Regions from separate parts of the Homo sapiens genome. Here regions 2 and 3 are each linked to region 1. The links are chromatin loops, found by intact Hi-C in ENCODE. Cell type or tissue: heart right ventricle. All regions are shown on one strand. Each heading gives the region's core, and the rest is flanking DNA. Links, peaks and the distances in the headings are about the cores only. Region 1 holds the start of LOC401021 (a long non-coding RNA gene). Region 2 holds the start of MTX2 (metaxin 2). Region 3 has its middle 180 kb from the start of LINC01117.

The links. Peaks named below come from ENCODE experiments on the same cell type or tissue, not always from the same donor. Only the 100,000 strongest peaks of a DNase experiment are listed, where the experiment ranks them.
Region 2: a loop joins it to region 1, with 4 times the contacts of the local background. A loop is called at or near these places in 15 of 110 quality-filtered maps.
Region 3: a loop joins it to region 1, with 6 times the contacts of the local background. A loop is called at or near these places in 17 of 110 quality-filtered maps.

The regions. Positions count from the first base shown.
Region 1 is chr2:176,134,474-176,145,303 of GRCh38, reverse strand. LOC401021 (a long non-coding RNA gene) reads right to left here and starts at 8,692. Exons shown (of 2, transcript NR_148241.1): 1 at 8,305-8,692; 2 at 4,913-6,307. HOXD-AS2 (HOXD cluster antisense RNA 2) reads left to right here and starts at 8,206. Exons shown (of 3, transcript NR_038435.1): 1 at 8,206-8,683; 2 at 9,882-9,985; 3 at 10,354-10,463. In heart right ventricle, for the core only: CTCF peaks have their summits at 4,442 and 4,643 (motif pointing left); a DNase peak (open chromatin) is centred at 4,553; H3K4me3 peaks cover 1,067 bases; H3K27ac peaks cover 2,706 bases; H3K27me3 peaks cover 4,914 bases.
Region 2 is chr2:176,264,722-176,275,551 of GRCh38, reverse strand. MTX2 (metaxin 2) reads right to left here and starts at 6,110. Exons shown (of 10, transcript NM_006554.5): 1 at 5,883-6,110. The coding sequence starts at 5,922. RefSeq lists enhancers at 5,216-5,841, 5,842-6,469 and a silencer at 6,174-6,263. In heart right ventricle, for the core only: a CTCF peak has its summit at 5,905; DNase peaks (open chromatin) are centred at 5,304 and 6,031; H3K4me3 peaks cover 2,221 bases; H3K27ac peaks cover 1,268 bases.
Region 3 is chr2:176,809,440-176,820,269 of GRCh38, reverse strand. It overlaps the pseudogene RPL29P8. Among named protein-coding and RNA genes, the nearest start is that of LINC01117, 180 kb to the right of the region's middle. In heart right ventricle, for the core only: a CTCF peak has its summit at 5,299 (motif pointing right); no DNase peak of the experiment used is centred there; H3K27me3 peaks cover 457 bases.

The sequences.
Region 1 (10,830 bases), core at 2,145-7,144:
GAAAGAGCTTGGGCCTGAAGCTGCTCTCTAGGAAAATGTGGCATTCTCTGCTTGGGGGAGGCTGGGGTGGGGGTAAGAGAGAGGGAAAGATGCCCTCAGCTCCCACCAAGGAGCATAAATAAAAAGAGAATTGACCCCCCAGCACCCTTCAATAGCCCACCAGAGTTGCCACCAAACAGTGTAAAAACGTGTGGTTTTGACTATTCTGATGAAAATAATGGATGTTCTGTGGAGATTTGTAGAGCACACACACATATGATTTCTAAATCAAATTCAGTTGCAACTGTTCCCATCAGAAAGACCCATCAAGCCCATAAAAGAGATCCCTTCATACAAAGATCTCTTTGCATCCCAATTTCCACCCATTCTACATGCATTTTCAAACCCATTTCCTGATTTCACTGTCATTAGCTAGAAAGCAGGGGGCTATTAGCCTGGATTGTAAGGCATCCATTTCTCCTTTTTTTGTTTCATTAGCCATGTAGGAAGATATTTTTCTTTTATGGTTGATGGCATCTGTTTTTAAAAATGGATAAACTCTTCAAAACATGTTTCTGATTCTGGTTAGCACTAGATGAGCAGCTGTAAAATAATAATAATAGTTTGAGGGGTTGAGAAGAGCTTTCTTTATTTTCCTGTAACCCCGGCACTTTGGGAGGCCAAGACAGGCAGATCACAAGGTCAGGAGTTTGAGACCAGCCTGACCAACATGGTGAAACCCCATCTCTACTAAAAATACAAAAATTAGCCGGGTGTGGTGGCGGGTGCCTGTAATCCCAGCTACTCAGGAGGCTGAGGCAGGAGAATCGCTTGAACCCAGGAGGCAGATGTTGCAGTGAGCCGAGATCGCACCACTGCACTCCAGCTTGGGCGACAGAGCTAGGATCTGTCTCAAAAAAAAAAAAAAAAAAAAACCAAGAAAGAAAGAAATTAATCATAGTACATATTAGTTTCCAGGCAATTGTGATGAGCTTTTTATGAGAATGGGGTAACGAGAAGATAAGACTGAGGAGAAATAGTGTTTGAAACAGTGATGGGTACCCAGTTAGGGCTAGGTAGACATTCTTTGAACAAACGGTGATGAAGCATGGTGACTGAGACATGCTTGCAACCTTTATTGTGGCCTACACAAAAAGATAAAATTACATAGCCTACTCTGTATATTTAGACAATAACGGAAAAGTAGCTGTGAGTAAAGAAAAGGAGAGACGAAAGGAATATATTGAGGCAGACATCATTTATGTCCTGATCTTAGGAAAGCGAGGCAAAGTGATTAAAGAGAGAGTAAGGGTCCACCTTCTCATAATCTTCTTTTGTCTCCTCCTTCCCCTATTCCTTTTCTCCTCCCCTCCTCCTGGTCTTCTGTAGATGAAAGAAAGGGTGAAATGGGGGAGAGAAGCTGAGTGGTGGAAAGAGCAGAGCTAGCATGTGCCAGTTTGTTGGGGAGTTTCCCAAGAACTTGCAATGGTTGTGGTGATAATGGAAGAGGCAGTGGGGAAAGACAAGTTGAGCCTTCTTAAAAACCTAGAAGGAATTAATTTATAGGTAAAGTGGGACTGTAGGTACTGTCCTTCCCCATGTGGCTAAAAAGAGCCTAGGAAGCTCCCATGAGATAGGGCACCTTGTAGGGCTCCTCCAAACCCTGGGAGCCAAAGTAGCTCGCAGGAAGGAGGAGAGAGTGAAGGGGTCCCGGGAGGAAGCAGCTCTACTCCAAAAGTAATGAAAGTCAGCCCTCTGCCCACCCTAAGGGCCCCTGCTAGGTGGCTCCAGGAAAGAATATTCTCATTTTGGCTCTTAAGAGGCCTTTTGCCTAAAGGGGGGTGGAGCTTTCCTCTTAAACTAAATGTTTGTACAACCAGAAGAGATAGGTGGGGCTTTGAATACCTGGCCGGGGCAGGTGGAGAAAGAAGACTGCCCAGGGCTGGTACTTAAGGACGTAGTCTGGGGGTATAGCCAGAGAAGGACTGAACAGGGAGTCCCCAGCATGAGAGAAACATAACTCTATATTCCTGGCACTATACTCTATCACCAAAACAGAAACATTTCTCTCCCTGCCCACTTCCCTCTGCCCCAGTGGAGTCACTCATTGGAGCTCTGGCTTGAGGACCCAGGGAGGCAGAGGTGACCCCAGACAAAAAGGCCAATAGTGAGAGAAGAGACCAAAACAAAAGGGGAGGGGGCTTGGAGCAAGATGTTTGAGAGCAGAGCGGAGGCTAGAAATAAGGCTCCAGTGGTCCCAAGAAGGGCAGAAGAGGCTAAGGTGGCTACCTAAGTACTAGGAGAACCAAGATTTGTTGGAACAGGAGGTGCTGCCCTAGGCTGTAGGCAGAACACTGCCTGACAAGGTTGGTAGCAGAAGAAACTGTACGTTTTGAGGGAAAATCTGACCCAGGAGGACTTCCTGGTTAAGCCAAGCAAAGCAGCTTGGCCAAGAGCTACTAAGTCTCTCATGAAAAAAGTCTGTAGCCAGAAGTCATGGACCCAGAACTAAGGGTGAGGACTTATCCCTCAATTCTCCATTGACCCTTCCAATTCTTTTAAATTCCGTACATCTTTTATGAAGAGTTATAAAAATACCCTTTCTGGCTACAACCCCCACACATGTTGGGGGCAGAGGCTCAGCTGCTGCCCTGGAACCCAGATCCTGGGGCACAAGCAGTTAAAGGGGTGAGAAGGGTTGGGGGGAGTGGAGGTGGGGCTCCTCGGCTTCCTTGGCTGTTGTTGGTCTTTTGCTTTCCTACCCTGCCCTAGATTTTAAAAGACTAAGGAGGGTCCTTGCCCTGGGGCTATAGAATAACAAGAGGAACAACCAGCCCAGTGGGTGTGACTGACAGGACAGGGTGGTGATGGAGAAGGTGATTGCAGGAGCTGGATAAATGGGCCTGCTCTCAGGAAAGACCTGAAGCCATCTGTGGGAGTCGAAGATGTGCCTGTGTGAATGTGAGGCCTCCCCTACCTGATACCTGCCCACTGAGGAGTTAGGGCCACTTTCTGCCTGGTGTAACCCTGATACATTTAGGTGCCAGACACTGAGACCCAATGGGCCAGGACTATGTGGCCCACAACAGCAATAGGTTAAGTCACGGAACTATGTTCTCCTGAGTCTGCTACTTCCTGTGTGTTCAAGCCTGTCTTCTCCTCCATAGAATTCAAAAATTTGGTGAGTGAACCAGGGGTCTTTTGCTCTAAAAGTCTAGGCCTGATTACTCAGCAAAAGGGGGATAATAAGAAACATGTATGTATTGAATACTTGGTATGTGGCAAAACACTGGTTTAAGTACTTAACCAGTGAGTTAAAGGTACATAAAGCAGTTAGAATAGTGCCTGACATATAGAATTGCAAGTAAGTAAAAATTCTCATAGCAACCCTTGAAGGTACTCTTATCCCTCCTTTTCAAAGAAATTAACAGGTCTAGAGAGTTGCAGTACTCGCCTAAGGTCACGCAATAGGTAAGTGGTACCATGGCAGTCTGAACCCACAACCTGCTGTCTTTGAAATCTGTAAGCCAAAAGTTAAGGGATCCACGGCCTCTTCCCTAAAATGTAAGTATTCAGTCTATAGGGTGGTGACCTTAAAAACCACAACCCTGGATGGAACCCTAAGAGCTCTGGGGGATGCTTAGTTGTAGGGTTAGAGGGAACTTGATCTTTGGAGAACAAAGGATCATAAAAGGAGCAGGAGAGATAATTGACCAGTGGTTCTCAAACATAAGTATGCAGCCCAAGTGCCCTGGGCGGAGGAGTGTTTACAAAATGCAGGTCTCTGGGTACCATATCTGGATATTCTGATTCAGTAGGTCTGGGATAGGACCCAGAAACCTGCATTATAAACAAGAGATTTGATGCAGGTCTTCACTGAGAATCATTACCCTAGAGAAGGCGGTGGGGAGAGGGGGACAAAAGACTGCATTGCCAAGAGATAACGGAGGATCAGTGGGATTGGGTCAGAGCATTATTTAAGTAAGGTGTCGCTGGCTCTTGAACCTGGTGCGAGGAGTGCCCAGTGGAGCCCACAAAAGGCCTGAAATGAGCGAAGTGGTGATAGAAGAGTGGTTGGGTGGTGTGGAGTAGACATGCGCATCTGGCTAGTTCTCTTGAGCTGCAGAGCAAATGGGATTTACCCAAGCTCTGAGTCTCCAGGGAGTCCCAGGACCCAGGTCCTGTTCTAAGTGAGCAAGGGCAAGGCCCATCAGCCTGTTGGAGGAGGCACTAAAGGATGTGCTTTTCAAGGCTGTCCATTCTGGGTACCAGGAATCCTGGGCAAGGTAAATGACGAGACCCACGGCCCAGCGGGAGGGGCTGGTTGGGATCCGCGGATTGGGCCCAGCTTGCCCCACACAGGATTCAAGTTGCTGCTCCTACAAGCGCAGCACGAGGAAATCGCGCCCCCTCCGGGAGCGCGGAGAAAGCGAGGTGGCCCGCCAACCCGGAACGGCCCTAGGCTCCCAGGCCTCGGAGCTGCTTCCACTGCCAGTCTGGGGAAAGGAACCCCTTGGGGGACGGGGCGCAGCACCGTCGACCCTTGTTCGAGGCCCCACACACTTGGCGCGCGGAGGTAGAGTGCGCGGGAAGGGAGGAGCGGGTACCGATCCCTCCGCTCCCGCCCTCCCCGGCCCGCCGCAGCCGGCGAGACGCTTGTCCTACAGCGCCTCCTCCTGGACGAGGCGCCAGACAGCAGAGCAGGGAGACCACCAGCCCCGGAAACCTGAGGCTGGGACTTCCTCCGGCAGGCGGAGGTCTCCCCGCACCAGAGGCTGGTTCTACAGTGTCCCCTGGGGCGGCTGGAAGGAGCAAGAGGGACCTGAGGCCACCTCTCATCCCCTACCCCCCATCCCAGGACAAACAACAAGCTCGTGGCCCAGAGGCGCTTGTCCCCCATTATTTAAGCGAACCCAGGCGGGAAAAGCCCTTATATGTCCGTTCATTTATTTGTTTATTTATTTATTTATTTGACTGCTCTTCGCCGAGCTGCTGCCCCCCAGAGCCCTCGAATGTGCTGTGCTGGCATAACAAGATCCGGGAATGGTCAGGCCGAAGGATTGGCCTGAAGTGTGGCGGTTTGAACAGGCGCCAGGAGAAAAGGCCTTTTCCCAAAGTAGTAGCAGCAGGCTGAAAAAAAAAAATCTACAGCCTTCCCCGAGGGGCAAATATATGCTATATATATATATAAACTGGAAAGAAGAGTGTTTCCTTTGGCCCTCGTCTCGTATTTTCAGCCTATGTCTAGCGTACAGATTTAAACTGGGGTGAGGTGATAAGTCATAATGATTGGAAATGTAGCCAAAGGTAGAACTGTTCAGCTATACAGGGAAGGCTGAGATAAAGGCAAGATGAGTAGCGAGCCTTGACGGAGGGAGAATGGAAAGATCGGGTGTATCTTCCTGCTCGAGTCCACTCGCCCCCCCCCACCCCCCCGCCCCCACACCCGTGCTTTGCCGATCGAATTCCCGGGCTAGGCCATTTCACTGCACATGCGCTGGACCTCTGGCGCGGGTGTGTGGCGGGCGCTGCGGGACCGTGAGCTGTGCGGCCGGCTTGCACCGCGCAGTGCGGATAAGGTACCGCGCACTGCTTCTACGCCTGGATGCAGAGGAGCTTGGGAACCTCATCTCAAGAAGCAGGAAACACACTTTTCTTTTTCAGGAAAACATGTATTAAAAGCTTCAACTGTCCTTTCTGATTTGCAAACCCTATTCCGCCGAACAAGCAGCATCTCCTCGTTGCCAATGAACACTCTGAAGGTTGTTATGTGGATCAGAAATGTCACATCTTGGGCACCGCTTCCCTTTGAGTCGTTCTTCAAGGCGGGGAAAACCATCCTACATCCAGAGAGCACAACTTCTCCCTCATTCTGCAAAACTATCAAGTCTAAAGGACCAGTCCCTAGAAAGAGGGCATCTGTTCACGCCATTTCCGAAAACGTGACCCTAAATTGAATTTAAGTTGAAATTCTGAGTTCTTCATGGCTTCTCCCCAGCTTCCGGTGCCCCCGCATACCCTACCCGGCTGCCTGGCCGCCGCACTGCGGCAAGGCCGTAAATACCTCTAACAGCTGCCTGCCAGCCCAGGGTGAAATACTGTCTTTGTTCGATTTCCCTTGCCTCTCTGATTCAGAAAACAGAACTCTGGCGAAATTTATTTGTAGAAACATCTGACGGGAAAATACGCTTTGTTTTCAGCTCTCGTGCTTGGCCACATTTATAATTTCGAGCTTCGTCTTTCTCCTGGTCCTCGCCAGAGATCTCAAGCCCAGTTCATGGCCTGACCCGTCGTCACCAAGGCCCGGACATGCTATCGGCTCCCTGATCTATGAGAGAACAGAGGTTTGGGCCAAGGACACTGGGAGTTATACTTCTGGGCTTCTCAGCTCTCAGGGTCCCAGCGTTTTAAAATTTCGTTTCATTTTTTGGTTAGGTTAACAGAAACAATGGGGTTATTTCCGGTAGTGGCAACAGCACGAACTAGTTTTCTTGTGGACTAATGGCCCGAGAGTTCCTGTGATTTGTGGATTATTTCCCTTAGATGCAATCGACCATTTCGTTCCAATAAGAATTAATGCTACCACGGGGCTTACAAAGAACCCCTCAAGTCTTCCAAATCTGCCCATGACATCAACCTCTGCTGCGTAATCGGACCTGCACCCAACCCAGGTTTTTAGTCACTCAAGCGCGCTGTGCTACAGAACCAGGGAAAAGCACTGAAGCTCTGAACATAGAGCTTGGCCATCAGGGCCACACCCCCACACCCACCCGGGTACCATCCGACCTAGGGACTCTTCCTGCTCCGAATCTACCTGGCAGGGCCTAGAAGCCACTATCCAGGTGCCTGCTTTTCAATGGGGAATGTTTTTTACCCCGATCAAAGAATGACCTCAAAGGTCATTGTACTGTAGTAGAGAAATAATTACAAAATACAAACACTCCAAATAAAATAACAATCACTCAAGTTTCTTATTTGTAAGTGATCAGAGTTAGTGATCCAGGATAATTTGCAGGCATCAGCTGGCCACAAATCGTGGACCTCCATTTTGAAATGAGCATGATTCCATCATTAATTACGAAAAACACCTTTCCACAAAGATGACATGTTTTGTTCAGAAACTCTTTTATGGCCCACGTTGTTACATTGGAATTTTAAGGGAATAATAAGTTAGGATTTACCACTGGGTGCTTTGGGAACCATACCCTTGCCTTGCGCAGGCAGTCTCATGCGCAATGCGGCAGACTGTCCAAAGGTTTCATTTCACAATGTTCATGAGGGAATAGGCAATAGGATTTGCGAACTGCATCCGCAAGTGCCATTCAAAATCAGTGGGAGAAAATAGCTTTTTTTCTTCTGCAAAGGATTTTCTTTTATGCATATTGTTTCAGTTCAGCAGTTTTGAAGTTGAGGGAAGAATGTTGCAATGTAATATTTATTAGCAGGTGGGAAAAAAAACACAACCCATCAATACATTTAGAGAGCAAAAAGATCTACTCTTTTCCTACTCTGGCAAATAAGAAACACACGATGTTTCAACACAGAGATGTCTTGTATTTCTCAAAGATCTATTGGGTTTTTACCAAGACCTGCACCATATATTCTGATACCATTACCTCCCAAAACATGGATTCATTTTGTGATATAAAAGAATCCAAATTCACCTGACGGATTATCATATGCGGGAAGAGCCTATCTTGAGTTGCTTAAAAATTTCTCTAAGAACTAGAGAAACATTTAAAAATATTTAAAATTCCATCTCATACAACACAAGGCCCAATAAACCATCAACCCTAGAAATTAACCAGCATCAGTCACTAAAGCCTAGATTCAAACACCAAGCACATCCTAGAAACAGAGAATTCACCCCACCCCCACCCAAGCCCCAACCCTCAAAAAACACCTGTTAGCCTCCCAGGAACCTCTGGCCACGGCCACAGGTAAACCACAAAAACCACAGCTCTATATAAAATGCCTTTAGTGACCCCCAGCAAAGTGGAGATGTTCAGTAGTAACCCGTCTATACACTTTCCTAGGGTAGGATTGAGGGGCTCTCCATCTAGGCAGTGGGATCCTGTCTGTGGCTACCCGTATCTCAGAATTTTTGAAATAATACTGCCCCCTTAGACTTCTGAACCCAGCCGGACTCCACCCCAGGCCCCAGGGGACGCCCTAGGAACGAAGTGATTGGGGGAAGGGGCTTAGACAGCGACCCCCCACTTCCCCGGGAAATGTAGGGGAGCAGCCGGACTGAGCTGCCCAAGGGGGTCGGCGCCCCAGGCTTCTTGGTGGCATGCTGGGGAGCGGGGAGGGGGCGATTCTTACCCGAAGGCTGCCGAGCTACAGGCGGCGGTCGGTCCGGGCGTCTGCTGTAATCCACTAGGCGCTGCCCGGCTGCGCTCACTCTCGGACGCAGAGACCCGCTCATGTTGGTGAAGAAGCCGCGCCAGAACCGCGCGGCTGCAGTCACCTCGAGCAGGCCGGCTGCTCCTGGCAGGCGGTGTCGGCGCCGGCGGGGGACTCGGCGCCCAGGGCCCCTTCCAGGCCCTCCCTCGCCGGGCTCCCCACCAGCTCCGGAGGTGGCGGCGATGCGGACCGAGTGAGCGGCGGTGGGGCCAGGCCGGGCGCCGGGCGGGAGCCGAGGCCGCGGCGGACTCCGCAATCCCGCAGCCGGTGACTGGAGCCCACCTCTGCAGAGACAAAGGTTAGAAAAAGAGGGGGTGAGGCTCTGGGAAAGCAGAATGCGGGGGGAAATTCGCCGGGGAAATCAGGAAAAAGGCCGTGAAGGCGAGCGGCGCCTGCACATGACCAGCCGCAGCCAATGACGACCGCAAATAGGTCATAAAAAGGTCTATTACCAAGTTGTAAATTTTCTTCAAACAAAAAGGAATTTACTGCAATTCCTTGCGGATTTTGCACATACAGCTCGCAAGCGCCATGTTTTTTCCTCTTCTGCTTTCTCTCTCCCCCGCCTCCTCTCTTCCTTCTCCTCCTCCTCTCTCTCTCCATTCTCTCTCTCCTTCCTCCCTTCTCTTTCTCTGTCCCTCTTCACCTTTCCCTTTTTCTTCCCTTCGTGGTTCTTCCCTCCCTCCCCGCCTCCTCTGTTTCTTTTTCTAGGATTTATTTGTGTGTGTGCGTGTGTGTGTGTGTGTGTGTGTGTGTGTGTGTGTGTGTTCTTTTCTTTGGTTTGGCTCAAAACCTCTGCGCAGTTGGCCATCGTGAAGGAGGGAAATGAACTCAATGTACTGCTCACGCTCTGGGGAAGCGATCCCCACAGCTACCTCCTCCCATCTCTCACCCTGTGCTAGTCACTTGGCTTCTCCTCCTCTCCCCTCAGGAAAAGGCCTGTCCCCAGAGGCAGCCAACCACTTTCGGTTTCCCCTCCTCCCTCTCATCTTGCAAGCCAGCCCCAGTTACCTTGGGAAGAAAACGAGGGATCTGCAGGCCAAGAAAATGTGCCCCCAACACACCACTCCAACATAAATTGGGGTCCCTCCCATTCCCGGGAGGTTCTGCAGTAGGATAATCACCAACCAGCTTAAAGGCTTCAAATGGTTTTAGGTACTTGTCAACCTCTCCGAAATACCCGTTTGAAACTCTACCACCTGGTCTTTCTCCACAGAAACATCTTTCTGGACAGACAGGGTTATGGTTTCTGGATCCCTTCTGAAACTCCTTGCTCTACGTCCTCCTCTAAGAGCAATTCTCATTTTTATGGAGTTTAATTCTAGTTCTCCCCTCTCCCCTTGCCCCCAAATATTTCCCAATTGAAAAATTTGTTCAACGCAATACTGAAAAGACATTTGTTCAGGAAAAGAGTGACTTCCTCAGATCAGCCTAGAAAAAAGAATAATTCCTTTTCCTCAAAGGCCGGTGTCACATTCCCTTTATATTTTTCACAGGAACTGCTCTGGTGAACTCCCCCTGAAAGTAAATGTCCTTGGCTGGCCTCCAGCATTCCCCTCATGGGCATAGCCATGCAGCCTTCAGAACCTTCCTGAAAGAGGTAACACCACCCCCCATCCTTTTAAAGACAGTGTCTTTACACTTCCAGTACTATGTTACAAATGTTTGCATCAGATACCTGTGTATAAGTTCTCTGCTATTAACATCTGCACACCCAGTAAGTGCCTAAGTGGATGTGGACTGAAGCAGGAAGCAGCACAGCACCCTCTGGAGCAGGCCATTTGTTATCCCTTGAAAAAGTTCTGATGACCTTGGATGTTTTTGATTAAAGGACTTTTGCTGCCATCTGTCAGCAAAAGTCATATTCTTTCTAGAAAAAAGCCAATGGGCCCTAACTTTGCTGGAGGGAACCGCAGCAGCAGCCAGGGCCCATTAAAATGTTCTCTCTCCTCCCATGTCCATCCCTAGATGCCCAAGGATTCAGCAAACACGGGGGAAGCAGAGGACACAAGAAGCTTGGATGTGAAATAGCACTTCCTTCTGTGTTACAGAATAAAACAATATTTTAAATTACACAAGCAGATGGGGCAAGTTTTTGGGCCCTCAGAAGCCCAGAAGACTTCACACTAGTATACTGGTATATACATGTGGAATTGAGCAAATAACTTGTTTAATTCCAAAATTTTCTGAGAAATAATCTCAATAGTCAATTTGCCTCATTATCCTCTCCCCATCTTACCCAAATAAAAGCAGAGCTTTATGACCCTCCCTTTCAACTTGGGGAATGAGGGCCGCAAAGACACTTTGCACTGAAAAGCAGCCATATTTGCATTTTTCTCCCCTTGTGCAGAGGTAAGCGATATATTGGGCTTTGTGGAACCTCACAAAATGGCATCCTTGAACTGACTTCTCTGAAAACCACTGAGACCCACATTCTCTTTTGTG
Region 2 (10,830 bases), core at 3,499-8,498, 130 kb before region 1:
TTTTAAAATTCTAGGCCGGGCACAGTGGCTCACACCTGTAATCTCAGCACTTTGGGAGGCTAAGGCAGGCAGAACACTTGAGGCCAGCAGTTCAAGACAAGCCTGGCCAACATGGTGAAATCCCATCTCTACTAAAAATATAAAAATTAGCTGGGCATGGGGGCAGACACCTGTAATCCCAGCTACTCAAGAGGCTGAGGCAGGAGAATAACTTGAACCTGGGAGGTGGAGGTTGCAGTGAGCCAAGGTTGTGCCACTGCCCTCCAGCCTGGGTGACAAGAGTAAAATGCCACCTCAAAAAAAAAAAAAATTCTAAATCCAGCACATCATCATCTAGAGAAACAACTATTCATTCAAAAGCATAACTTACCATTTCTTTCCATATTAAGCTAAAAGAACAGTTCAAAATTATCTTCCACTTTAAAAAATATATTCCAAAAAACTACTGAACAGATGCATAAATATGTTTACGTAAGCACTGCTTACAACAGACAAAAATCACACACACGTGTGATGGCTTTGGGACACATCAGCTTACCTACACTGAATACACTTGCCAAAATTCCCTTTCTACTATGTCTCTAAAGTGGGCTACAAGGGATATTCTCCGCCAGGTGTTGGGAAGAGAAGAGAGGCAACGTCATTTTGTAGCAGACACACACTTCCTCCTAGCTTTTCTAACCCTAATCTAGGTGCTGCCATAAAGAGATTCTGCTGATATAATTAAAGTCCCTACTTAGTTAGCTTTACATTAATCAAAAGGGAGAGTATCCTAAGTGGCCTGATTTTATCAGTTGAAAGCCCTTTAAAAAAGGGTCTAAGTCCTCCCTGGGATCAGACACTCCAGGTAGTACCTGGTCTTGCCAGTGCTTAGTCCTGGATCTCCCCCGGCTCCTGACTGCCCGCCTTGCATGCTTTGCACTTACTTTGCCAGCCTCCACATTAAGAGCCAATTCTTTGCCATGTGTTTGTGTATGCACATACATGCATGTGTGTGTGTGGCTCGAGAGAGAAATAGATATCCTGGTACTTCTGCTTCTCTGGTTGAACTGACTGATAACAACTCTCTAAATACCCATCCGAGTAATACTACTTAAGTAAATTTTGGCTTCTTCATTACAATGAAATACTACATAACCATTTTAAAATGATGATGTGTAATTCCATTCACAGACATGAAAAGAGATCCCAATATATGACAAAACAGGTTACAAAAAATTATGCATATTATATGTCGATTTTTTTAATTCAGGGAAAGAGAATGAAATAGCTTTGCTCATCAAAGTTTTAATGATGGATGGAATTTTAAAGTCTTAATCTGTGTGGTATGATTTCAGGTAATTTTTACTTTATCTCTGGATTGTTTTCATTTTCCATAATGGCAACATATCATTATCATTATCAGGAAAAAAAAACTAGACAACAAACCTTTCTCATTTGACAGGAAAAAAATGTCAGGTAGACTTACATTAAATGGTTAAAACGGTGCCCAGAGTCTTAAAGGATGAACAGGAGTTATTCAAGCAAAGTGCACATCTCAGGCAAGGGGCAAGGAAAGAAGTGACAAGACATGAGGCTGTCCTACTGACAATGAGAAACCAACAAAATGTTAAAACAAGAGGAGGTTTTTTTTTTTTTAAGGAAAATTAAAATAAAACAAAACAAACAAAAAACCCACTGAGGCTTGCAGTGTATGGACTCTACTGGAAGGAAGCCAGACTGGAAGCAGAGAAATCAATTCAGAGACTACTATGGTTATCTAAGCAAAAAATGACAAAGCTTTGAACTAAGGTAACAGCAGTAGAAATGGACAGAATAAGTCCTATTTAGGAACGATAACTGAGAAAAGTTGGCAAGGGAAATACTGGTAGTAAGGAGATAGAAGCAGTTCACTTAAACTGGGGAGTTCAGAGAAGACTTCTAAAAAGATATCCTTATGAATAAGGATCTCAAAGAAGTCACTTCAAGAATACCACAGAGAGATGCCAGATATCTTTAAATGTTTCCAAAAGAAATAATCAGTGTTAGCTCATGTCCACAGGAAGGAAAGGTAATAAGCAAAGTGTTGGATACACTAAAAATTAGAGCTCTCAACTACAAAAACAGATTCATAATTACTTAAGTTATAACAGATCTATATAGATACATAACTCCAACCTGTACTACCAGAAACAGAACACTGTGAATAGTTGCTGGATTTGAGTCACATTTATAAGTCATTTACAAGTCAAACACAGGGTTTCCGATAAATTATTACTTTAACCACTGCTATAGTCTGAATATCCCCTTCACAACTCATGCTGAAATGGAATTACCATTCTGACAGTATTAACAGGTGGGATTGTTAAGAGATGACTAGATCATGAGGGCTCCACCCTCATGAATGGATTCATCTCTTTATCCCAAGAGTAGGTTGTTGTAAAAGCAAGTTCAGCCCTCTCAGTCCCTGGCTCTTGCCCTCCCTGGCCTTTCCACCTTCTGCCACAGGATAATGCAGCACAAAGGCTCGCATCAGATACCGGCACCTTGAAGCTGGAGTTCGTTGCCTCCCAAAATGTGAGACTTGAATTTTTTTTCTTTGTAACTTACCTAGTCTGTGGTATTCTGTTATAGCAACACAAAACAGATTAAGGCAGCCTCCTGTTTTCACTTCTTGGCAAAACATAATCTTATAAATTTTAACAATTACAATCATTTAAATTACAAAAGTAAACTATGCTCACTATAGTAATTCAAACAATTCAGAAATATAGTTCCTCCACCCTCTACCAACAATCTATCTTTATTATCCCAATCGCTAGTTACAATTAGTTGAATATTCTTAACATATATAAACATATGTATGTTTATATAGATTTCATGAGTTCATACAAAATAGATATTATTTTATAACTTTTTACTTAATATAACCATAGCTTTCAAGACAACGTATTTAACAGATATACTTCTTCATTTTTGGATCTGTAAAAATGTGACCATACCATAATTTTTGTATAAATGTTTTTGACAAATAATAACTGTACATTTAGGAGGTACAACGTGATATTTTGAACTAAATAAATCAAAGAATAGAAAGAATAAATCAAGGTAATTAATATATCCATCACCGCACCAACTTAAATTTTTGTAAGAAAATTATAAATCTAAGCCTTTAGCAATTTTGAAATATATAATACATTATTATTAACTGTGGTCACCTTGCAGTGCAATAGATCACTAAAACTTTTTCTTCTAGTCTAACAAACTTTGTTCCCTTTGATCAACATCTCTTCTCCATTCCTCTTCCCCATCTCTCACCTCTGTCCCCCTCAGCCTCTGGTAACCACCTTTCTATTCTGTTTCTAGGAGATCAACTTTCTTAGATTTCCCCAAAAAGATTAGATTTTAGATCACTACTTGTCTTTCTATGTCTAGCTTATTTCATTTAGCATAATGTCCTCCAGATCCATCCATTTTATCACAAATGATAGGGTTTCCTTCTTTTTTAAGGCTGAATAGTATTCCATTGTATCTTATATACATTTTCTTTATCCATTCATCCACTGATAAACACCTGGGTTGCTTCCATATCTTGGCTATTGTGAATACTGCTGCAATGAACATGGGACTGCACATACCTCTTAGACAATTTCAATTCCTTTGGATACATGCCCAGAAGTGGAATTGGTGGATTGGTGTACAATAATTTGACATATATTTAAAACATTTCTAGTTTTTCGCTATTACAAATAATGCTGCAATTAATATCATTGTGTATTTCTTTAAGTACTGGTCTTTACATTTCTATCAGATAAACCCCCATAAGTAGAATTTTCAGGCCAGAGAATGTCATTTTAATAAATATTGCTACATTACGTTCCCAAAAAGTAATACTAACTTACAGACCCAATAGTTTGAGAGTAACTTTTCCCCATGCCCTATTAGTACTAGAAATCATATTCACTTTTGTCCATCTGATGGCAGGGGTGGGAGGATGCTATACATTATTAGGGACAGAGAACATCTTTTCATCTGTTCACTGTCCATCTATATTTCACCCTTTTGTGAAATGCCTGTTCCAATCCTTTGTCCTTGATTCTGTTGGTTTGTCTTCTTATTTGTACTAACTTGAGATGTCTTTTATCAAAGTTTTAAAATTTTTTCGGCAATCAAATCTGCCAATTTCTTCTCTTATGGATTATGAATTCTTAAGTTTTGCTTAGGCCTCTTCTGCTATCCAAGGATTATTAAAATAATCTATGTTTTCCTCTAATTATTTTATTACAATTTTGTTGTTTTATATTTAGATCTTTAATCAATCTGGAATTTATTCATGTGGTGTAATGACTTAGTAGTTGTTCCAACACCATTTATTGAATTATCCATTTTTAAATGCTTCCTCCTAGAGTAACAGATCACTACAAATAGCTAAGACGGCAGACAGACAAAATGCCTAGAAATTTTTAAACGTCACTACTTAAAGCAGTATCCAAAGTTTATTAAAAGACATTCATCATTTTCTCATTAAAAGAAATCACATATTAGGACACATGCACACAGTGAACCACTCAACATACACTGTGAAGTTTTTTTTTTCAACATAGTAGCAAACTAAATTAAATCGCTGATCTAACTATATAAGCCTGATTTTGTTTCAACATAAATGGTAAAAGCAGAAATAATCATTGCTTGAAATCTCAAGATTAGTCATTGATTTGGGTCGCAAATATTTATTGAGCACCAACTGACTATGGATACAATGGGGAACAAAACAAGTTTGATCCCTACTTTCAGGAAGCTTGCAATCTAGTAGGAGCTTCTCTCCTCTAAAAAATAATGTTTTTAAGTGAAGAAGGAAAAAAAAGAAATGTACGTTCACACAAACGCAAAGCAGTGAAAAACATTCCGGCAAATTTTATGACACATTCTGTACTTCCCATTTCCAAAATACTATCTTATTACTTCAAATGTACCTATTTATTGTGGTGACTGTCTTCATTACTGTACTCATGTTGAAAACACTGCTAGGGAGTTATGACTAATTCCATTAGCCTCTATCTCAAAGTACCTATGTTTAGTCTCCTCACTTTCTCAACAATATTTAATTTCTTTCATTACAATAAATAAAAACCTCAATAAGAGAAATTACAAACCTATATACATCAGTCATGTTCAGTCCACCGACTCAAAAGTATTTCTTTAAAGTACATGCAGATTTAAAAATTTTCCATGAATCCGCGCGGGCGTGGTGGCGGGCGCCTGTAATCCCAACTACTCGGGAGGCTAAGGCAGGAGAATCGCTTGAACCCGGGAAGCGGAGGTTGCAGTGAGCCCAGGTTGTGCCACTGCACTCCAGCCTCGGTGACAAAAGAGAAACTCCGTCTCAACAAATAAATAAATAAATAACTCCTAGAGTCTTAGCAAATGGCACTACTGTGTCGCTGGGAGACGAAGCAAGAAGTCTGGTGTTCCCTCAACAATAGGTAACAACTGATTAGTGACAGTCACCTTAAACTTTTTGAGTACCAAGACCCAGAAACTGCCACCACTCTTAGACTGAAGCGTTCAGATGCTTGCCCCTGTGGTAACGCCCCCCACCTCAATCCCAATCCAAGGCCTCCCCCTCATACTCCAGCACCTCCCAACTGAATGGGGAGGTGGGACAAAGTACCGCCCAAGGGAAGGAGACGGGACTCCTGCTCCTGCGGGGTGACCTTGGCCAAGTGTCTCCTTCTCAGTTTTCCCATATGTGAGATAAGGTTGGTAGTCCGTGCCCGCCTCCACCATCCGGGCCGGGTTCAGCGTATAATGCCGCAAGGCTGGAGGAAAGCTCCAGCCCTGTACCCCACGCGGCTCCCCGAGACCGCGCCGCCACCTTCTGGGTCTGCGGCCAGCCGCGCTACCTGCAATCTGGGAGACGAAGGCTTCCGCCACTAGAGACATGTCGGCTGGGAGGCCCGGCGCCCGGGTGCCTGCCCCCCACGGGCCTCAGCGTCCTCCACCGCAAACCCGGAGGCTCTCGGCAGTTAACGAGCCTAGCCCCGCCAACGTTCAGACTCGCAAAGCCCACTCCAACAGCAGCGGCGGCTGCAGTGAGGCCCCCAAGGTTACCGCCAGGCCTGGCTAGGGACTTCCGGCGCAGCCGACAACGGCACTCGAGCGCTTCCGCCGGCCCCGCCCCCGCGCCGTCCTACGGGGCGCCGGCGCGGCTAGCTCCGTCCAGCCAATTCCAGGCTCTGCGCTGGGGGCCCGCAGGTGGAAGCGAAGTACCCGACTCGTCTCCCACCCAGGGGACTGGCAGGGGAATCTGGGAGATTTTTAGCGTCCTTTCTGTAAGCCAGAATTTTGTAACCGAGTAACATTTGTAAACGCCCACTGGATACCAGGCACTTATATACCTATATCTACACACACATATATACATATATACACACACACATACACACATATATAATATATACACGTATATATGTACACATGTACATATATACACATATATACATATATATACACATATATTCTATTTGACTTCGTCTTCTCAACAACCCATTAAAGTAATAATATTATCGCCATTTTACGGATAAGAATATAGGCTTAAGGAGTTTAAACTGCCTGCCCAGGCAGTCCTCCAAGGACCAGATTCAAGGCTGCATGAATTCCCTCTATTCCATTATATTGCTGGGTTGATTAGTCCGTGGATAGACATTAGTGTTTTTTGTTGTTGTTGTTTATTCAAACATGCTTGGCAGAAAGGAGGCTTGAGCAGCGCCTAAGCCAGAAGGTAATTTGTCCTTCAACTCCATACACCCGAAATGATGCTCAGCTTGGAGAATAAGATACTTTAGTTTCACACACTTCTCACCTTTCGGGGGTGAACGGGGCAGGAAGAGGAGAAACTAAATTCCCTGAGTAACTTTGTCTTAACCTAATAGCTTCTTAAATTACACAATTAAAGAAAAATCATATGCATTACAGATTGGTGGTATTACAAGTGGGACAGGCTTCAGAGCTGGTAACCCAAAGCCCCCTTCACTGATGAGAAACAAGTTCAGAGAGGTGAGGTAACTCATTTTAAATCACACAGTAAATCAAAAAGTCAGACAGCTTACTAGGTTTTTGCAGAGGAAACCTGTATTCTAAGAATTACTGTCCATGACATTTAGAAAGCTATATTTCCATTCTTTATATCCGTAGATCTCTATTACTGTTCATTCTGCCTCCTTAACTAGCGTGGTTGGTTTCCTAGAGCTGCCAGATTACCACAAACTGGTTGGCTAAACAACAGAAATTCATTCTCACAATTCTGGAGGCTAGAAGTCTGAAATCAAGGTGTCAGCAGGGCCATGCTGTCTTGCAAGGCTCCAGAGAAGGGGGTTGCCGGCAATCTTCCATGTACTTTGGCTTGTAGATACATCACTCCAATCTCTGCCACCACATCACACGGCATTCCCCCTGTGTGTCAATGTGTTCAAATTTCTCTCTTCTTGAGAAATAACACCAGTCATTGTGTTAGGGACCCCCACCCTAATCCAGCAGGACCTCATCTTAACATGATTTCTTTTCTTTTCTTTTCTTTTTTTTTTTTTTTTTTTTTGAGATGGAGTCTTGCTCTGTCACCTAGGCTGGAGTGCAGTGGCGTGATCTCGGCCCACTGCAACCTCCACCTTCCAGGTTCAAGCGATTCTCCTGCCTTGGCCTCCCAAATAGCTGAGATTACAGGTGCGTGCCACCATGCCCGGCTAATTTTTGTATTTTTAGTAGAGACCGGGTTTCACCATGTTGGCCAGGCTGGTCTCGAACTCCTGACCTCATGATCCGCCCGCCTTGGCTTCACAAAGTGCTGGAATTACAGGCGTGAGCCACTGTGCCCAGCCCCATAATTTTTTTAAGGTTAAGTCATATTTTCATCTCCCTCAGCAAAAGGAAGCTTCTTAAACAGCATTTAAATTTACCCAATAATTTACATTGACATAAACACAGCAGCGTCTTAGGAAGTAGTGTCTTCTCTATAGCTGAAATTCAGAGTTGACAAGCAGCTGTGAATAGTAGAAATACAGGGAAGATAATATTAATAGGTTTTTCTTGTTTGTGCAGAGAGAGGTAACACTGATAGTAAAGAATACATGAGATCCAATTTCCTCCTCATCCCATAGGTATTATTGACCAAGAGAAATGAGCTGTTCCAGATACTTTGTTATCAATCAAAAGAAAAGCTTTCAGGCCCTGTCTGTTCTCCTCACAGTGGAGAATTATGTATAACTGTAATAATGAAGAAGACATATCATCACTTTAAGTTCTATTATTAATTTTGGTTTGTCATTTTTATAAAGCTGAAGACACAATATTTTGACTACTTTTTGACAGATTTGAAGTTTAAGATTTCTCCATATCATAGGGCCTGTGTGAGAACTTGAGCCAAAGTCCCTAGAGAGTAATGAAGATTCAACTGGGGAAACCAAAATCAAACATATCCAAAGGGTAGAAGTGAGCCCCAAAGTGGAAGAGACTGGAAAGAGCCAGAGACTGGACACAGATGCAAGAGAAACAGAGCAAGATTAGAGGCAAAGTAGAATGTGCCCTTAAAATTTAAGTTAAGTACCCATGGCTTGATGCATGATACATGCATGAACTGAGCTGGCTGGAAGGTACTGGTTTGGGACTGACACCAATCATCTTTATTATGGCAAGTGCCTTAGTCCATTAGGGCTGCTATAACAAAATATCTTAGTCTGGATAATTTATAAACAGAAATATACTGCCCTGACTTTCGGAGGTTGGAAAGTCCATGATCAAGGCACCAGCAGATTCAGTGTCTTGGGGGTCCCAGTTCTCACAGATAGCACCTTGTACATGTCCTCACATGGCAGAAGGGCAAAAGGGGCAAATAAACTCCCTTGGGCCTCTTTTATAAGGACACTAATCCCATACATAAGGGCAGAGCCCTCTTGACCTAATTACCTCCTAAATTCCCCACCTCTTCTTAATACTACCATAGTGGCAATTGAGTTTCAACATATGAGTTGTTGAGGGACACAAATATTCAAGCCATAGCAGCATGCTTTTTAGAAAAAAACAGAGATGTGCCGGGGGCATTGTCGATACTCAACTCTTTCTTCATTTTAGCCAGGGAAGCAGAATCATCAGCACCATATGGATTCACTTTTTCCCCCTGACTGATGGTTCTTTTGCTTCCCACACAGGCACATTTAGGCTGGAAAGAATCTGTAATGTGGGAGGTCTTTATTACTAAAAATTAAGTTCAGTAAAATGCAGATGTCTTTATGGTGCCCACAAATAAACTGTCTTTGTAATAAATAGCCAACTGGAGAAAATATATTTACGCATCTGTATTAGAACGAACGGCAGATTTAAAACTGAAGATCTGTTTAAGATCACCACAATTGAGGGAAATACAAGAAAACAAGCCACCAGAATTTTTAAGAATGAGGTTATAAAACAAAAGTGCTGGGGAATCCATATGTTACTAAAAAAATAATTACACAATTTTTTAAATAAAATATCAATGCATGACATTAACAGTCTTATTGTTTGCCCTAATAAAATCACTTTCTTGCAAAACTATTATAGAATATTTTCATGTCCCTAATCTAGACTTTTATGTTACTGTATTAAATGTAAGAAAATAAGCAGTTATTATGATGAATATATACTTTATTAAGATTAAAATACTAAGATATTTTATCTACCTTTTAATTTTCTCTGACAGAATGTTAATATTTTTAAGGTAAACGTTTTATTTTTAAAAAGGTGTCAGCAAGGAAACATTTTTGTCTATGATTCCTTTAAAATTACTATTTACTTAAGAACAATATATAAATTCAGACCTTTTTATCAAATTACTCCCTCATACCTCATCAACAGAATTAACTATAGTTAAATCAATCAACCCAAATAGAGTGTTAATACAGTTAAAAACACTAAAATAACTGTATTAGTTCATTCTCACACTGCTATAAAGAACTACCTGAGACTGGGTAATCTATAAAGAAAAGAGGTTTAATTGATTCACAGTCTGCAGGCTGAACAGGAAGCGTGGCTGGGAGGCCTCAGGAAACTTACAATCATGGTGGAAGGCAAAGGGGAAGCAAGCATGTCTTGCCATGGTGGAGCAGGAGGAAGAGAAAGAGAAGGGAGAAGTGCCACACACCTTTAAAGGATCAGATCTCGTGAAAACTCACTATCACGAGAACAGCAAGGGGGAAATCTGCCCCCATGATCCCATCACCTCCCACCAGGCCTCTTCTCCAATTGTACATGAGATTTGAGCAGGGATACGAATCCAAACCATATCTGTAACAATGTTATGCTTCAGTGCCTTAAGTTCCTCTGTTAATAGTCTTTACTGCTTTAGAAACAAACTGTAGACAACTATAAGCAATCTAATATATAAGGTTTACAAAGATATTTTTAAAAGGGTAGATAAATGTGACAGTCATTCATCCTTATATCCCTCAACTCCTTTCCTCCCCTTATAATTCCTAAGAAATTATAACCAACTCAGGACTGTTACATTCTTACCTTTTTCTTGCTTTCTGTTCTTACCCCCTATTTTAGGCTAGCACACTGTCACATAAACTATGGCATATTTGACCATGCTTTGGGAAATACCTGCAATATTGATTGTAGTGGACCTAGATTATTCAAATATTAACTGCTTTTCAAAAGATATTAGGATGCTAAATTTCCAAAATATTCTTCCACCTTGAGCCTATATGTTGCCTCATTTTCATAGCTTTACCATATTGTAGGGAGCTGAATCTTTTTACTCTATCTATTGCCTGCTCTTTGCTGCTGGTGGTAATGTCTTATCTACAGTTACAGGAACTGTAT
Region 3 (10,830 bases), core at 3,325-8,324, 670 kb before region 1:
AGGTCTGAGGACCCAGACAGTTCAGTAGCAATCATACATGCATTTTAGCAAAGTGTGTGGGAACTAACAAAGTTAGGGAGCACTTGTTCAAGCTACACATAGTGCTGCGTTGTGTGCGTGTTGTTCCCAGGCCACGTGGATGCACGCAAGTTCCTCAAGGACAGAGAAACTACAGGACAAAGAAAATGAGGCTGAGACATTGTCACTGAGACAAGAGGTCAGTGTTTCATCAGCAAATTTCAGCAAAGTCAAGGGTAAAGTCATATTTGGAAGAAGGAATAGAAGATGAGCTATAGGATTTTGGCGAACAGGGAGAATATTGCCAAATCTCCCCATTCAGCTCTAAATCAGGACCACTTATCGTGCAGTGAAGAAACAGGACAAGACCCTTCTTTAGTTGGCACTTATCGTTCTCCTGGGCCATGAGATTCTGAGCAGCCACTTCCTTCCGACCCCCCTCCTTGTTGCCTGTCTTGAAGTGAACTTCTACTTGATGATATTTAGAGCTCATTAATTTGTCCCAAGGAAGCTTATTGTATGGCAGTTTAATGACAGAAAACTGTTTTAATGCAAATGGACATGTAATCCCACTAAGCCACTCTGAGGGTGTAAATTTAAAACAATTGCTAGGAACTGACACCGGAGTTTAATAAGATGGAGGGCTAGTTTCTAGATCCCGGTACGCCCAGGGGACCCTGCTTGGACACCCAGCCCTGGCGGTTTTAGTGCAGCCCTCAGTTACCATGGCAATTAAAAATGTCAGGGAGCTTACTGGAGCTCCTTTCAGGTGGTGGGGATCTGAGCTCTGGAGGAGTGGGGGAATGCAGGGAGGAAATAAGTTTCAGCACAGAGAGGAAATGAAGGGTGAGTGGGTGTCTTCTGCTCATTACTCCTCAGGGGACAAGGTTGGACAAGATATGACTGAGACCCCAGGAGGTCACTTTCTGTCCTGGCTTAGTATAAATGCCTGATCCAGGCAAACTCCCACAGACAGAGCACAAAGCCTTACCCAGGACCCCACTTCTCCCAGCAGGTAAAGGGGGAAGCCTGCTTCTGAGGGGTTGGTTGGAAATGAGGCGGAGGCGGGAATTGTGTTTGAATATTTACTAGATTATAATGCTGTTGGATACTACATCATTCATCAGAGGGCCCTGAATAAGGTTATTATGGGTGAAGTCATTTTTGTAATAAAGTTGGCTGTAACTCTGGGTCATAAATCACAGGTTCTGGTACTAAAAAAATTGCTAAACATGCCTCTGTTACCACATACTGTCCTCCTTTTAAATACTTTGATTTTACTACAAATCTCCCATTGACTGAGCTGGGGGAAATACACACAATGAGCAAACGATTCCTTCCGTCCCTGGCAGCAGCCCTGCCAGCATCGGGGCCTCCTGGAATGATTTCCTGAGGTGTGATGTTATTTATGGTGTGCTTTCTCTATCAAAAAGGCAAACAGCATCCCAAGTGACCCCGGAGCATTTGCATCATTGCTTCTCTTGCTAATTGATTCATCCCCTGGCAGGGCCTGAGACACGGGCTGTTGGCTGGACACTCGCTCCCAGCTGCATATCCTGTGGATTTAAGGTGCATAAGAAGCAAAGATGTTAATAAAATCGTTAAATGTCAAAACTGAAAAACCCACACCCATTCAGAGTTCATCAGCTCTTCTGGAATGATCTGTAAAATACCATCTCCTCCCCTTGTCCTTTTCTCATAACCTTTGTTATGTTACCATCTTTGTTATGTTACCTTTGTTTGTTACCATCTCCTCCCCTTGTCCTTTTTTCATAACCTTTGTTAAGTAAGGAGATTAAGAACTGTTATTAACGACACTGATTGTTTAATTTCTTTCATAACTTCTTCCTTTCAAATGAGAGTCCAGTACAGAATGAAAAGGAATGTTATCATATGAAGTGCATTTCAGACGTAATAAAGCAGAAAGGAGAGGGTGGCCCCAGTGGCAGTTGTAAGAGGGATGAAGTGTGGATCTCTATAGCTCAGTGGCTGCAAAGCAGAAAATGAAGATTGTAAAAACGTCACATAAAGAAAAAATGCACAGTGGATTCGTTTTGTGATGCCCATAATTCAGTAATGCCTTTAAGTAGCTAGAAGAAATATAATAAATGTTTTTCCACAACATTGATCATACTGTATCAGAGGAAATATTAGTGTGCAGGGAGCCATGATTATACTGGTAGTAATTCTCGGTGCAGAAAACTAGTAGAAGATGGGACCCTTTATAGGCCGAACTTTTATTGGCTGCAGTTATTTACCTTTAAGAATACGCCTAATACATTGTCCTGTAGCTAAATATTTTTGTGAAAATTCAAACCAGCACTATCAGTAAATCAGAAATCCTGCCACCATTTTATAGGATTTATATATATTTTTCCCTGCAGATGCTCTCATATGTTCCAGAATACAAAAACCAGCCAACTGACCATGTAAAAATTCTAGAAGGCCTGTAAAACAGATTCTTCTTCTGTATTCTGAACCTGGATAGGAGCAGACAGGTTTATGGCATGTGATTCCATCCAAATGCCACCTGTATATATAACATCTCTCTAAAGAAATTAAATGGATTATTAGATTATATACCATAGTAAAACTATACCTGGAGCTGCAGGCCAGGAGAAGATATGCATGTTGTGCAACTGCTTAATTTTTTTTTTTTTGTCTTGAAACACTGAAGAAAGCTTTGCAAAACAGGCTTTTTCTAAATTTAGGGAGGAAAGAATGGAACTGATTCTTCATGCCAGCCTCTTGCTCCTCAGACTGGCAGGAGCTGGTAATGCGGTGGCTGTGGCAGTGTGGGTGCAGGAGGCCCTGCATGCTGAGGAGAAGTTTCACCTTCCCTCTAGATGGGCTCCAGCTCGACTTCAGAAATCATCCAGTCAGGGTTCCAGGGAGCACAAGATAAAAGCTAGCCCAGCCAGACTCCTGCAGAATTAAAGGGAGAGGTGAGACCCGGGCATGCTAATCTTCCATATATCCCAATGAAGTCGTGCTGTGAAAATGACTAAGAGAAGCAAGAAGCCAGAGCAATCTCCGAGGGAAGGTACTCTGAGAGCAGTGTGTAGGAGGGCGGTATTTGACTTCAGTATCTGCATAAGCCAGCTTGCAGTTCAAAGCCCTTGTTAAAGCAAACCAACCTGCTTAAAGGCTGCCGACTCACCTGCTCTGTCTCAATGCACCTCTCCCCTAACTCTCACTGACACAAATGGGTATCATTTCTCAGAGTGAAAGGAGGCTATTCCTTTCTCTTTGTCCTAGGGCTCTTTGCTTAATGCAAATAACAGGCCTCATGCACACATGCTCTACCAATCCAACACATTTTCTGTGTGTGTGTGTGTGTGTGTGTGTGTGTGTGTTTATGGAGTTACATATCGATTTTAGTACCTTCTATTGGAGTTGATGTTTTAATTGTTTTATTTGTTTTGTTTGATTTTTTCTTCTCCTCCAGCAAGCAAGAAATGGAAGAGGGCGCCTCTAAGTTCTTCCCATTCTGAGAATGTTTATTTATTTATTTATTTATTTAACTTTAAGTTCTGGGGTACATGTGCAGAATGTGTGGTTTTGTTACACAGGTGTACACGTGCCATGGTGGTTTGTTGCACCCATCAACCTATCACCTACATTAGGTATTTCTCCTAATGCTATCCCTCTCCTAGCCCCCCATCCCCCCAACAGGCCCCGGTGTGTGATGTTCCCCTCCCTGTGTCCATGTGTTCTCATTGTTCAACTCCCACTTATGAGTGAGAACATGTGGTTCTTGATTTTCTGGTCCTGTGTTAGTTTGCTGAGAATGATGGTTTCCAGCTTCAAAAAGGCAGGTGATTGAGGGAAGAAAACCTCCAACAGTTAGGGATTCTAAGGTTGAGGAACAGCCTGACACAGATGACAGTCTATCTAGTGTGGCTTCTGGGAAGTTGGTGTGCTGTCACCTGGTGTGCTCAGCATTGACATACAAGCCAATATGACATCACAGGCTTCTGTTAAATTTCCTCCTCATCATGGAGGAGAGAGATGCTTTTGAAGCATGTTCCTGTAAGTGGTTCTGTTCTAGGTACTTTGTGGTAGTAGCAGTTGTTTTCAATGTTTTATTTTTATTTTTTGAGAAAGGGTTTCACTCTGTTGTCCATGCTGGAGTGCAGTGGAGTGATCACATCTCACTGCAGCCTTGAAGTTCTGGGCTCAAGTGGTTGATCCTCCTGCCTCAGCTTCCTGAGTAGCTGGGACTACAGGTGTGCCAGGAGGATTTTTTTTTAAGTGAAAAAATTTTATCTTTGCCTTAGTTAATTTCCTGGCAGTTGAAGTGCATTTTAAAACGATAATTTCTTGGCCAGGCGCGGTGGCTCACACCTGTAATCCCAGCACTTTGGGAGGCCATAGCGGGCAGATCATGAGGTCAAGAGATCGTGACCATCCTGGTCAACATGGTGAAACCCGTCTCTACTAAAAATACAAAAGAATTAGCTGGGTGTCTAGTCCCAGCTACTTGTGAGGCTGAGGCAGGCGAATCCCCTGAACCCACAAGGCAGAGGTTGCAATGAGCTGAGATCATGCCACTGCACTCCACGCACTCCAGCCTGGTGACACAGCAAGACTCCATCGAAAAAAACAAACAACAAACAAAAATTTCTTTTGGAGGCTAATATCTCCATTGTCAAACCTTAATAAAGATCAATGTATAGTCATCTTTCTTCTCTCCTTCCTTTCCCTCCCTTCTTCCTTTTTTCTTCCCTCCTTCCTTCTTTCCTTCCCTCCCTCCCTTCTTCCTCCTTTCCTTCCTTTTTCCCTCCTTTTCCCTTTCTTTCATTTTATTTTCCTTTCTTCTTTCTGAATCCTTATTTCTCTTCAATGACTTAGAAAACATCTTAATGAACTTCTTAGAGCAATTCTGCAGCAATGAACATGTTCAGGATCACAGATGCCTTTTCTCCAGTATTTACTGGTAAAATGCAGTTCCCACTTTTGCTGTGTGTGTAGTATGCACACCATCCCATTTATGCCTGTAAAAACATCCAGGTGTGCTTAGGAGGGCCAGAGAGACCCTTGGAGAGTAGACTTACTGTAATTTTAGTAAAATTAAAAGACAAGAAGATAATAATAGGACTTAGGAATTTGCTTAGTAGATAAACAGAGTGCATTTTGCTTTACTTGGTATATAGTTTGAATTATTGACTTGCATATTGCCAAATAAAAAATATAGACAATATTGGACAACACAGAATATTTGATTATAATATAAAACATTTTATATTTTAAAATGAGATACACTTGTAATTATCTCTACAACCACTGGATGTCACTATTGCATATATCAGGCAGTTAAAAACTTCCTATCTAGAGAGAGAATCTGAAACTTATTTTAAGAGCTGTCAGTCGCCACCTTGGTGCACTACCTTTTGATGGAACATGCACTATCGTGCTAAAATGACTCTCTTCCCCATTCCATGCAGTCAGCCCAATTTTCAATTATGCCACTTTACTGGGAATTCTAATTTACACAGGATGAGATTCCTCAAACACAATTATTTTCTTCACTATATTTAAAAGGAATATGGTACTTCTATAATAGTTCTCAACATTGTGTATTAATTATAATGAGCACATTTTGGACACTAAATGGTGTGAAGTGAAAACATAACCATAAAATAAGCTCGATTTATAAAATACCCCCAACCCCTGCTAATTACTTACAACAATTTTATATCTATTTGCTCATCTGTCTTCCCAGCATCCCTGGGAGGTTACCTGCTTTACTACTTTTATGAGTCAAAGTTGACCTGTGAAGTAAATTGAATCAAGTAATTATTTGCACAGGCATTCCAGGAGTAAAGCAAAAGCAAACATTGAAAGTGTGTTCCAGACAGCTAATTCCAGTTTGCAAAAGTTACCAGTTCAGATTTTGGTAGTTCTGTGATTTTTCAATTAGTAAAAAAAAAATCCTCAATTCATGGGCCTTTTAACTCTCCTTTTAAAGATTCATTTAAAAAAAAATCTGGGCCATTTTGTGAGGCTGACGTGATAGAGAAAATAGGTCTTTTTCCAAGCTGAAAAAAGGCTGGCCCAGTTCAAGTGCTAGTTAGAGCAGGACCAGGAAAAATAATGTGGTGAAGGAATTTGAACAATGGTTTGCTTTCCCTATAGTTAGAAATGGCCAGGAGCTTCCAAAGAGCTATCCAGTTTAGTTTCTTTCCTTTTACTAAAACCCTGGAGTCGTTTTCTTCAACTTCCTCACATGCCCTTGCAGCTCTGGGGAAGCCAGAGCTGTTCTTGAAGGACTATTGGCCTAGATTTAGTGGGGGAGGGGAGATGCTCTCTGTTCTAGTGAATTATCAGAGAGCTGTGTTGCTTGCCATCTATGGGATGCTTTGATCCAAAATTTTAGTCATTGTTTCCACATTTAGGGGCTGGAATGCACATCAAAGAAGTGGGTGCACGGAATTTACTGAATGCCAAAGAAGTACAATAACATACAGAGGATATAAGCAAATCCCAGTGGTAAAATTTGCTGCCAATTCTTGCACATAATAGAGGCCCTAAAGTGACAGTCTATCTTTGACAAATGCATGATATCAATGCCAAGGGAAGGAACTAGCATGCTGAAAGGTGAATAAAAGAGTTGGAACAATTCAGTGGACTTACACATTTCCTCAGTGTGTTTTCACACAACAAGGAAAGCAGATGACACAAATGCATGAGGTAATCATAAGACAGGGCTGCAAACTCACTAGCTGTTTTAAACCAACCTGGTTCTTTCAGGATCCAGCTCTAAAGATGAGAGTAAAATGTGATTAGAAATCATTCATCTTCTGGAGGAAAAAAATGGAACAAGGAAAGTGAAAATAGCTTTCTTGTTCTGTCTTGGATAGTTCCAGATTTTAGAGCCCATATGTTGTTTGCTATAACTTCCTCGCCTCCCAGGGCCAATGCATTCGAAACGCTTCAGCTAGTGTACTTCACTGAGTAGTCTTGGAAGTTAGGGCTCATTTGTATCCATAGTCTTTGTTCAAATATGGATTAATTTTGGCTAATTTCAGTGGGTGCATATAAAGTAAAACGCACAGAACTGAAACTACTGAAATCAGGCCTGTGTGTGATCATCTAAAAATCTACTTTTCAAGCTCCTTTAAGTTTTATTTTTGAAATAAAAACAATAAAATGACAGTAAAAAGTTTCCAAAAGCATTGACATTATGAGCAATTGCTAACCAAGGCTATTCCCAGAATGATTGAGCAAAATTTGGATATAATTCTAGACAAGATAACTGCCCGGCAGTGCCAGCTATAAATACTCCATTCAGAAGGTGATTTCACTATGATCCTATGGAATATGTCCCTTGTCTCTAGGGCTGGGTAACCACGTGGATGCATATTATGCTATTGTCACTAGGGCTGGCATTGGAGGGCAAAGGCAGATTCTTGTCCTCAAGCTTTAATCTTTATACTATGGAGATGAATGTGTAAGACCTGCCGTAGGTTGCTTTAAAAAACCAGACTGCGTTTGGATATTTAGAGGAAGGGGTCTCAAAAATGCCATAGTACATAGAAATAGCCTAGAGGGGTCATGGGCACAGCTGGTAGTGAATCGGGTATAAGCAAGATCAAGATCTGTGTATTTATTTGCAACTCTACTTGCTTGAGCCAGAAATTGTGCCAGCTGCAAATCGAGCCAGCATTTCTGTCCTTGGCTTTAGACAATTAGAGCAGATTTGCTTGTATACACCAAAATCATTTCCAACACAGCCCCCACAGTTCTTTGTGCTTCTTACAAAATTTCCTCTATGGCCTTGCACTGCATAATAAAGGAGCTCTTGGAAGGATCCTGGTCTGTTTACTGTGCATGTTAAGTAAATGCAATGATTTTCATTATTTCAAACTCCATAATGAAATGACTGAGTGCCCGGCAACATTAGATAATGGACAAACAACTATTCAACTGGCTGGATGAACCATGGCTCTCTCGCATTAAAAGTGTGATATTTATGAGTTAACTTAATTATAGAAGAAAATATTGAGTAGGTGACTGAGTAAAATGATGACTGTGTATTACGTTTTTGCCATGCAGCTGGATAAACATATTCGACGACAGACCTTGGCAAGAACTGCAAAGATGCTCTTGACAATGGCATGAATAAATATTAGGTGTTATCTAGAATTCACCACATTTGAGGTCGTGCGCAAAGCCAGGTAAGTTTTAACAAAAAAGAATTACAGCAGAAGCCATGTGTGCACACTAGGACTATGTAAGCACTGGAGTCTTTTTCTGCTGCCTAGGGATTGCTCTAACACTCATTCTCATCCACATCACCGAGAGATTTTCTAAATCATTACCTTTGTTTGCACTCTAGGAGTGCACTGTAGCATAAGACCCAGGTTTTAGGAATCTCGTGGTAAATTTTTCAATGACATGCACTTGGAGAGAAAAGAAATACTTTACCTAGGCTATAGAGCTGACAAAAAAAGATTATATTTTGGAGTGACCCAACCCAATCCTTGTAAACAGTAAATGAAAAAATTGCTTTGAATTGCTTCTTGAATTTCTTTAGAGGACATAGTTTCTAACTACAAGAAGGACCATAAGAAAAGACAGTTTTTCAGAAGGTATTTTGAGTGAAGGTTCAGCAAGACTGATAGTCACTTAATGCAAGATTTGTATCCATGGCAGAAAGAATCAGTGTGCAAAAGAGTATCATAGAAATCTGCCATTATGGGTTTTTTTTTTCCTTTCCTACTCAGAATTGTCATATTACCAATAAGGAAAATTTCTTATTAAGGTCTTTGTTTTCATTTGTTGGAGTGTGCCACACAATCTCTAGAAGATGAGGAGGAGGAGGGGGAGGAGGAAGAACAACAACAACTATGTTTTCTGAGCCAGTGTATGCGCCACAGGTTTCTGCTAAATCAGTGAATTTCCTATATTATTCTCTATTTTTTTAATTATACTTTAAGTTCTGTGATACATGTGCAGAATGTGCAGGTTTGTTACATAGGTATACATGTGCCATGGTGGTTTGCTGCACCCATCAACCCATCATCTACATTAGGTATTCCTCCTAATGCTATCCCTCCCCTACCCCCCTACTCCCTGACAGGCCCCAGTGTGTGATGTTCCCCTCCCTGTGTCCATGTGTTCTCATTGTTCAACTCCCACTTATGAGTGAGAACATGCGGTGTTTGGTTTTCTGTTCTTGTGTTAGTTTGCTGAGAATGATGGTTTCCAGCTTCATCCATGTCCCTGCAAAGGACATGAACTCATCCTTTTCTATGGCTGCATAGTATTCCATGGTGTATATGTGCCACATTTTCTAGACTCTATTTTGGTGTTGTCTCAGCACTAAAATATGATGACAGGATGTGTTACAGAAGTTAGCAGAGCTTACTAGGAAAAAACACTCATGCTGGCATGAGTATTCTGGTGTCTAGTCTCAGTTGTGTGACCTTGGGCAAGTCACTTTGCCTCTCTGAACCTCAGTTTTCAATCCATAAATTATAATAACATCTGTTTGCCTATGCTTAAGAGTCTAGTTGTGAGAAGAAAACTAGATAATTGATCTAAGGCATTCATTTATTATTAAACTACAATGGATTTAATTTAAACTGCTTCGTTCCAGAAAGAATTTCAGTTGCACCTAGGGAAACTAAAATGAAAATTTAAGATATTAATATGACTCACGAGCTTAATTCTTCTTTTTCTCTTCTTCTTCTTTTTTTTTTTTTTGAAGAGACCTTTCAAAATCTTTATTTTTAAGAGGAAATCTAGCTCACTTCCCAGCTACTTTGTCTTCCTGGTATCCTTCTTAATTGCACATATTCCACCTCAGCACTTACTTAACAAATAAATATCCAGAGTACTTAAACCAGATAGAAGTAGCAAGAGGGGTGTTTTGGAGGTATAATTGTCATAATGTGGTGATGGATTGGATATGGGAAAATGAGAGAGACAAGGTATCAAAAATGACTCCCAGATTTCTTATATAGAAAACAGGAGAAGGACGCAATTTGAAGAAATCAGGAATTCCATTTTGGATAAATTCAATTTGAGATGACTGTGAAATACCCAAAGGAAAAAAAAATCCAGTAAAAGACCATAAAGGCAGCCAAAATGGCAAAAAAACACTGGGGTTGAAGGAAAAGGACTTCAGTTAAGGCCTTGATTCTGCAAGACCTCAAGAAGGGATGTATTCTTCCTGCGTTTCAGTTTCCTTGTCAGTAAAATGGAGATATTAGTATCTATCTTATCACCTTGTTGGGAGGATACAATAACAATTTTTGAAGATATTTTATAAGTTACTTTATTTCTCGCTATAACAGACATAAGAAATAGCACAAAGAAACAGGGTGGACGCTTTCTCTACCGCTACTAGTTGCTTTGGGAGCCTTGGGCTACTGTGTAAACACGGCCAAGTCCAAGAATCACACTACACACAACTAGAACAGAAATGGCATCAAGAAAACCCTATGTCAAAGATGTAAATCTCTTAAAAGGGTGGGCCCCAAGTTCCTGAGGAACATGCACTTTGCTAAGAAGCACAAGAAGGGCCAGAAGAAGACGCAGGTCAATGATGTCAGGGCCACGAGTGAATCAACTGAGGCTGTCAGGGCCTTTGTGAAGTCCAAGGAGGTCAAGACCAAGATCCCAAAGGGCATTAGGTGCAAACTCAATCAACTTGCCTGCACTGACCACCCCAAGCTCAGGAAGTGTGCTCATCCCTGCATCACCAAGGGTTTCAGGTTCTGCTGGCCAAAGTCAAAGACCAGGGCTCAAACCAAGCACCAGGTGTGGCTCTGTCTCCAGCTCAGGCTCCCAAATGTGGCCAGG